2 separate regions of the Homo sapiens genome follow, and region 1 is linked to region 2. Evidence: read pairs that join two places in POLR2A ChIA-PET (ENCODE). Cell type or tissue: GM12878. All regions are shown on one strand.

Region 1 (4,000 bases), 150 kb after region 2:
CCAGTATATTTCACAGCTCTACTTAGATTAGCCACATTTCAAGTGTTCAATAACCACATGTGGCTTGTGGCCACCAAATTGGAGAGAGTATGTCTAGAGCCTTGTGCTGGGAAAGGTTGTGAGGTTGTCCTATGGGCAGCCAGAAAGAGTTCTTTGCTTGATTAGTAATGTCTGCAATGAATAAGCTTGGGGACTGCACCTGTAAGTATGCTATGCTAACTTTGTCAGTCTGTTTAGGTCACAGCCAGAACTCAGGCTCCCAGTTTACTTTAATTTCAAATTTGAGTCTTTGTGTTGACATGACATCAGAAAGATCTCAGCTTTTGCTGAAAAAAAAAATAATAGCTTTAGGAATCTGGGGTATTGATGTAGGTTTTTCTCAGCAGATACAAATTTCTATCTTTGGAGGAAAGTTTCTGTGTACTAAAAGAATCCCTCCTAGGAACTGAAGTCCATGTTTCTTCCCTGTGGTTTGACTTAGCAGAATACTTCATTGCAAGAACAAATAGCAAACACCAATCTACCCTTCAGTTGTATATTTGGAAGTTCAGGTGGAAGAAAGGCAGACTTAGGATGTAAACTTATTCTTGCTGACAGCTCTTAAATTTGTCATTGTGGCATATTGTTCTAAACTAGAGAGTTTTAAAGGAATTAATCAGATCCTTTTTTTAAAAAGAGATACATTTTTAGTAATCAAAGCATCTTCCCAGTTTTCTAAACCTTTATCTGAATCTGCGACTATATAATCTTTCCCTTTTTCAGAAGTGTTGGGGTTAATTTGTGCCTGTTTTATTATAATAAAGGACAGCAGGAACTAATTTTTCAAAATATGAGTAGTTATTATCTTTCTTCTGGTTTATCTTTGAGGTCTCTTTGTCTTTGAGGAAAGTTATGGAATAATCTTTTACATTAAAAAACATTTATCTTCCCAACTCCAGTTTACTAGAAATAATGGAGAGTGTTTGTCTTCAAGTTCAAGAAGACCAACAGAATGAGACTGGAAGGGCAGCCAGGATAATTTAGTAGAATCAGCCTTTTTAGGATTTTATACTGTTTCTAGGAAGTTCAGTCTATACTGATTCTTATTTTATGGAATGGCTATTTTCTAGGGAAATGATCTTCAAATTTTTTGAGTAATGATATACATAGTTTATTCACTATAGAATATTTCTTGGATAGACATCCTAAAACCTAATGACTCTTGCTTCTTTTGTGGCCTTGAGGAAATTATCTGGTCATACTTGTCCCATTGTAATTCAACTGAGTTAGGATTTGAAAAGTATTAATAAAAATGTTAGTGAAGCACTTGAAACCTGTTGAAGAAAGATAAATAACAAGATGAGATAATTCTTGATTAATTATTTTTGATTACTCTCTTAATTTGGAATCTAAGGTTCTTGAACTGGACTCATCCCAGTTTTAGTATTTGGAGAGATCAAATACTTAAACGCACCTATGTGTTCACAGAAAGCTTTTTGGAGAATGATAAAGCCTAAAGAGCTCTATCATTAAATCAGATCCTATTAGACAAAGTATTAAGCAAAGGCTGATCAAATTGCTCATACGGTTCATATATGATCTCACCTTCCACCCTAAGTAGTAGAGCAAGGTTGGCTGACTCCATGGAGCAATGAATTAGGGGAAGAATGCTTTTGCCACATCTCAAAAGATCACCAACTGACACTGGAAAGGGCTCTCAACAGAAAGATCCCTGCTTTTGTTTACCTCACAGGTTGTGCGGTGGAAGAGAGAGGACTTACTTGGCCAAGCTCTGGAAATAGAAGCCCTATCTATGGATGCTGTGACATAAACCTAACTTTGGTTGGACTGGCATTAGTCCAGCTTCAGGAGATGAATTGTTATTGTTTAAGCCAATCGTCAGCTTTCAGGCGGGCATGTGAACGTGTTCTAGACAAAGAAACATAAAGAGAAACATAAAGAGAAAACTAGGGGATTTCAAGAAGGATTTCCCTCCCCTATAAAAAGTGAAAGCCCACAGTGAAAAATCCCCTGTCCCACACTTGCCTGCTTCCTGCTTGGCAGTTTATGTTAAACCAATCCTTCTCAAAGCGTGGTCCCCACTTTGAGAACCACTTGGGTACTTGCTAAAAATGCAAATTCTCAAAAGTTAACATAGCAGGCCTGAGACTAATTTCCTTAGAAGGCCCTACTTGAGAAGTTAGCACTGTTTGGTATCTAGATTTCACCCTCTAATCAGAGCGACCCACTGTGCCTAAAATGTACAAACAATGCCATTTATGCTGAACACCTACTTTCCTTCTGGGAGTCTGACATTTTGGTATATGCTAGGCAGAGGATGCCTATGTGACTAGCCCCTAGTGAAAATCTTGGTCACTGAGTCTCTAATGAGCTTCCCTAGTAGATAACATTTTACATGTGTTGTCACAGCTGATTGCTGGAGAAATTAAATGCATCCTGTGTGACGCCACTGGGAAAGAACTCTTGGAAGCTTATGCCTGGTTTTCTCTAGGCTTTGCTCCATGTGCCTTTTCCTTTTTTGCTTTACATCCTCTTCCTGTGATAAATCTTAGCCGCGATAACTGGAAAAAACTAAATCCTCAGTTAACCCTCACCCCCCACCAGACCTACTCAGTCATGAGCTCTGCAGGTGGAACCAACTACTGCGTTTTAACAAGTCTTCTAGGTTATTCTGATACACATTGAAGTTTCAGAGCCTCTGGTAAGGCAGTGATGCTTGCAGCTACTGCAAACTTCTTGGCCCTTGACCTCATGACCCCAGTAGTGATGACAGCACTAAGTGACTTAGAGCCTGAATCCTTATGCTTCTGAATTAACCAATTCAGGACTTATCTACCTTTAGATTTCTTGAATGAGAGAATAATATATTATTGGCTGGGTGCAGTGGCTCACGCCTGTAATCCCAACACTTTGGGAGGCTGAAGCGGGCAGATCACCTGAGGTCAGGAGTTGGAAACCAGCCTGGCCACCATGGTGAAACCCTGTCTCTACTAAAAATATACAAAAACAATTAGCCAAAGGTGATGGTGGGCACCTTTAATCCCAGCTACTCGGGAGGCTGAGGCAGGAGAATCACTTGAACCTGGAGGCAGAGGTTGCAGTGAGCTGAGATTGCACCATTGCACTCCAGCCTAGGTGACAAGAGCAAGACTCCCATCTCAAATAAATAAATAAATAAAGTAAAAATTAAAATTAAAATTAAAAAGAATGTATTGTCTAACAACTTATTAAATTAAAATAAAATTCGCAGCAAGTTCTTTGACACTGCTCCAATCAAGAGGAGACCCTTGTGCAGGCCTCTTGAATCTGGGCTTGCCTGTGTCTGCTTCAGCCCATAGAACAGGGTGGAAGTGATGCACTTTCAGTCCTAGGCCCAACTTTTAAAAGGACTGTCAGTTTTTGCTTCCTTCCTCCTGGAGCCCTGAGCCAACATGAAAGAAGCTCAACTGCCCCCAATGCCACTGCACTGCTAAGAAGCTTAAGCTAGCCACGTGGAAATGTGGTCAAAAATAGAGTCTTACATGGCCAGTCCCTAGTTCCAGCCCCTTGCCCTTTGAGACCTCCTAGGGGGAACTCAGGGGTTGGGCAAACTATGACCTACAGGCCAAAGCTGGTCAATTCCTTATTTTTGTATGTTTTTTGAGCTATGGGTGGTTTTTAGATGTTTAAATTGTTTGGACAAAATCAAATGAAAAATATTTTGTGACATGAAAATTTTATGAAATTCATGTTTCAGAGTCTATAAATAAAATGTTTTGAACACTCACTTGTTTGCATATTTTCTCTGGCTGCTTTCATACCAGAGCAGCACAGTTGAGTAGTTGTGATAGAAACCATGTGACCAGCAAGCTCAAAATATTTACTATCCAGTCCTTAAAAGAAAAAGTTTATTGACCCTTGTTATAATTGATTGACCTGCTTTACTCCACTTTCTCAAGAATAGAAAAAAGACCATATGCTTCCAGATTTTCCAGTTATTTATGTACATATTGTTGGGCTC
Region 2 (4,000 bases):
GTCTCATATTAATAATATTAGCATTATTACCAATAATATGCTTCTTAAAACCTATGTAAGTTTTTTCCAGAGTTTTTTTTTTCTGTTCTTAGGCTTTATCCCTGAAGGGATATACAGTCAAATTACTGTATTTTCATATTATTTGGAATAACTTTTCTTAGTCATTATGCCAAATACTTCGAATTTCTTTATTTCCTTAATTTTATCTTATAGTTAGGTAAAATATTTGCATGGTTTCAACGCTAAATTTGCAAAACAAGTTATATTCAAGGGAGTTCAGCTTCAATCCTTGTCCACCACCCAATTCTCTCCCCTCTTATATAGCTAACCATTAAGAAAGTTATGATTGGCTGGCTGTGGTGGCTCACGCCTGTAATCCCAGCACTTTGGGAGGCCGAGGTGGGTGGATTACCTGAGGTCGAGAGTTTGAGACCAGCCTGACCAACATGGAGAAACACTGTCTCTACTAAAAATGCAAAATTAGCCAGGCATGGTGGTGCATGCCTGTAATCCCAGCTACTTGGGAGCCTGAGGCAGGAGAATTGAATTCTTGAACCTGGGAGATGGAGGTTGCGGTGAGCCGAGATTGCACCATTGTACTCCAGCCTGGGTGACAAAGCAAGACTCCGTCTCAAAAAAAAAGTTATGATTTATCCTTCTTTGCATTTTAATATCAGCAAACATGTATATTTGTATCCCTTCACTTATATAAATGGTAGCCATAATAAATGGTGTAAATAGTAGCCATTATAAATACTTACTCCCATCTTTTTTCAATTAACAATATATCTTGAGAGGGTCTCCATAGTATATTAGTATATAGTATATTAAAACATTCCCCATTCCTTTTTATGGCTGCATAGTACTCCATTGCATGGATGTACCATAGCTTACTCAATAAATTTTCCACTGATGGGATTTGGGCTATTTCTAGTCTTTCCCCATTCCGCATAATGTTGCGACTAAAAGCTTTGTACATACATCTTTTAATTTATTTTGTTAGCATGGTTTTGAACATGTATCTTTTATTTTTGCCACTATATTTTTATTTATAAATATCACTTAAAAATTCTTTAGTGAGGATCTAGGAAGGATAAATTCTTTCATTTTCTTCTTTATTTGAAAATACATTTTTTTGTCTTTACTTTAAATGATAGTTTGGGCAAAAAGTTCCAAATTAATGATGATTTTTCTCCCAGCACATTGAAGACAGTATTTCATTAGCCTCTATTGTTGCTATTGAGTAGTTTGCTGTTAAAATATATCTATTCCTTTATAGGTAACCTCTTTTTTCTTTCTGATTGATTGCTTTAAGATATTTTTTTAGTTTCAGGTTTACTATAGTTTCATTAAGGTGTGCCTGGAATGGATATATTTTCATTTACCTTGTTTGGGATTTATTGTGATACCTTAATCTGAAGAGTCTCATCTTTAATCAATTCTGGAAAAGTTCTTAGCCATTTTCCCCCTATATTTCCTCTCCTCCACTCTACCTCCTTTACCCTCCCACCTTTTCCTCTCAGTGCTCTTATCAGGTGCATTTGTACTTTCTTATTCTGCTCTCCATGTTCCTTAATTTCTCTTTAATAAGTTTTAAAAATTTATTTTTAGTCTCTCTTTAGCAGGCTTAGCAATTTACTGCAATATGTATTCCTGTTTACATTTTGCAAAAAATGCATTCATGTTTTTGTTAAGCTTCTTTTATAGTGCAAAGTAATTGCGTGTGTAATAGATGTTCACTGGGACTTGTGTTTGCCCTCAGATGGTCATGAAAGGATAAAAATTGAGAATAAGGAGGCATCAAGTACACGACATTCTAAAGACAGCCCCTAGCAATTGGTTTATTAAAGAATAGTCTAACGGACTCTGCTACGTCCAGACATACCCAGGAGTTTCACTATGCAACCAGAATGTAAAGGGGAAGAAGGAAATGACAGGGGCCATGAGTCATCAGTGTAGTAGAAAGTCCTTCCCTGCCCCTTCAAAACCAGGGGATGGGGGAAGCACCAAGTATCATTGGCACCCCATTCCTCAGTTGGGTAGCAGATATGATGTGTCTCTGTGCCTAGCTGAGCAGCAGGTAAAGAGAACCTGAAGACCTGAGAATGATGGCAGAATGGAGAAGCATGGGGGCTTCAGGGAGGAGCTGGGAGCCCTCTCCACTATTTGGTGGGTCAAATTCACGTGGATCAAGTAGACACTGCGCAAAATATCCTTGACTGAATATTTTGCCAGTTGTCACCTACAAGGGCTGGCCACTGGGTGAGGAGATTGCAGCGGCAAGAGGCTGTGGAGTGAACCTGCCAGACAGAAGCTAAACTGAGTGTTGCCATCAGCTCTCCAACAGAGGGGAAGGAGCCCCAAAGGGTGTTCTGGAGAACTCACAAAGGTGTCCAATTATGCTTTACCTTTCTGTTCCTCTCCAGAATCCTTTGTTTCTTTTGCTTTGGTTTTGATGTTACAGCATTAGGGTAGACCTCTTTTCTTTGTTTTTTTCTTGTGGGTTAATATATTTATTGTTGTTGGTCTTTACTATTCTGTATTCGTTTTGTTTGCCCTATTAATCTCAATACTGACCTTTTAACCTCATGAGGCTGTATTTTGACATACAGCTCCCTTGTGTTTTACCTGACCCTTCATAGTTCAATGAGAGTCTATTCTGGTCCATCCAGCATTTGTGCCTGGTTGCCTTCTCTGTACCAAGTGCCCTGTCAACACCCTTTTTTTCTGTGCTCTGTGTTTGTGGCCTTTGCAGTTGTGGCCACTGTTTGTCCTCCTGCTCTTCATGACCAGCCCTCACATGTGCTTCATGCTCCAATGAAGGGGCGACTCATACAATCAGGTAAGGAGAGAGAGATTTTTCCACCGTGATTTATACTTTCTGAAAATTGAGCTATCATCAGTGACACTGTTGAACATGCAAAAGAAAGTGGCACCTCTAGTCACATGAAAGTTCAGTCCTTGGGAGCATCCAAAAGTGGTGACAGGACCATCAGGATATCAAAATGAAGTTCCAGCAACATTAGGGGTCTCTGGGCAACATACATGAATTTAAAAGAAAGAAACATTCTGTAGTCATGGGAAATCCTGCTAATTAGAACTGAGTTTTATAAAAGGTCATGGTGTGAAGCCAAAGAAATAACTTTGAACCTTGATATTATGCCCATATTTTTTGTGCTTCTTTCTATAGACAGAGCTTATTAGGCAGGGAGGATGATATGCTCTCCTCTCCTATGGTCTTACTGCATCCCAAAGTACAGATAAATGCCACCAACCATGATGTAGCACAACAAACAGGAGGATTAGACTTCGCAGTCAGAAAGGCTTGGGTTTGAATCTTAAAAACATTGCTGTTTACTTGTTGTATGGCCTTGGGCAAGCTACTCATTCTTTTTGAGCTTTAATTTCCTCATAATAATACTCATCTTACGGAGTTGTGGTAAGAATTAAAGGTGAATTACGTACAGAAACACTTGGCACCTTGCCTATAGTATTGTATTAACCCACAAGGCTGGCTTCTCTTTGGACCATGCTGACAAAACCCACATTGGAAGGAACTTTGATTTGTATTTATCTTCTCTTTGCTTTTTTGCTTGATTCCATTAACCAGAGAGGAAGTCATACCAGTTAAATTGCTGGAGAAAGGTGTGATGGCTGAATTTAATAAATATTGAAAATATAAATTTAAACAGAAGTTGCAAGAATTTTCTGGGTAAACAGTGAATCATGGGAGTGGATGGAACTTTCATATTTTAACTGGGTTTCCAGGTTATGTGCCCTCTTTTTATTGTCTTACCTTAGGCTGACCCCATTTGATGACAGCACTAAGAATTGATGATTTCTTTATCCCCAGAGCAGTTGAAAACAGAGGGGGAAGGAGTAAATCTCTAGATTAGAATTTTTAAGGTTGGGGACCATCAGCCAATGGTTGTCTTCCTGGGTGGAGGAATATGAAACTTTGAGTTCCCTTCCCCCTTGCTCATAAAACCCACCAGCTCAG

Evidence for each region. Peaks named below come from ENCODE experiments on the same cell type or tissue, not always from the same donor. Only the 100,000 strongest peaks of a DNase experiment are listed, where the experiment ranks them.
Region 1: POLR2A ChIA-PET joins it to region 2 with 5 read pairs; 1 of 35 experiments calls an interaction of 5 or more read pairs at or near these places.

What each region holds. Positions count from the first base shown.
Region 1 is chr3:137,469,310-137,473,309 of GRCh38, forward strand. No RefSeq gene overlaps it. Among named protein-coding and RNA genes, the nearest start is that of SOX14, 290 kb to the right of the region's middle. RefSeq lists an enhancer at 1,676-1,735. In GM12878, no CTCF peak of the experiment used is centred here; a DNase peak (open chromatin) is centred at 2,002; H3K27ac peaks cover 1,713 bases.
Region 2 is chr3:137,323,426-137,327,425 of GRCh38, forward strand. No RefSeq gene overlaps it. Among named protein-coding and RNA genes, the nearest start is that of IL20RB-AS1, 340 kb to the left of the region's middle. In GM12878, no CTCF peak of the experiment used is centred here; a DNase peak (open chromatin) is centred at 1,976; H3K4me3 peaks cover 356 bases; H3K27ac peaks cover 642 bases.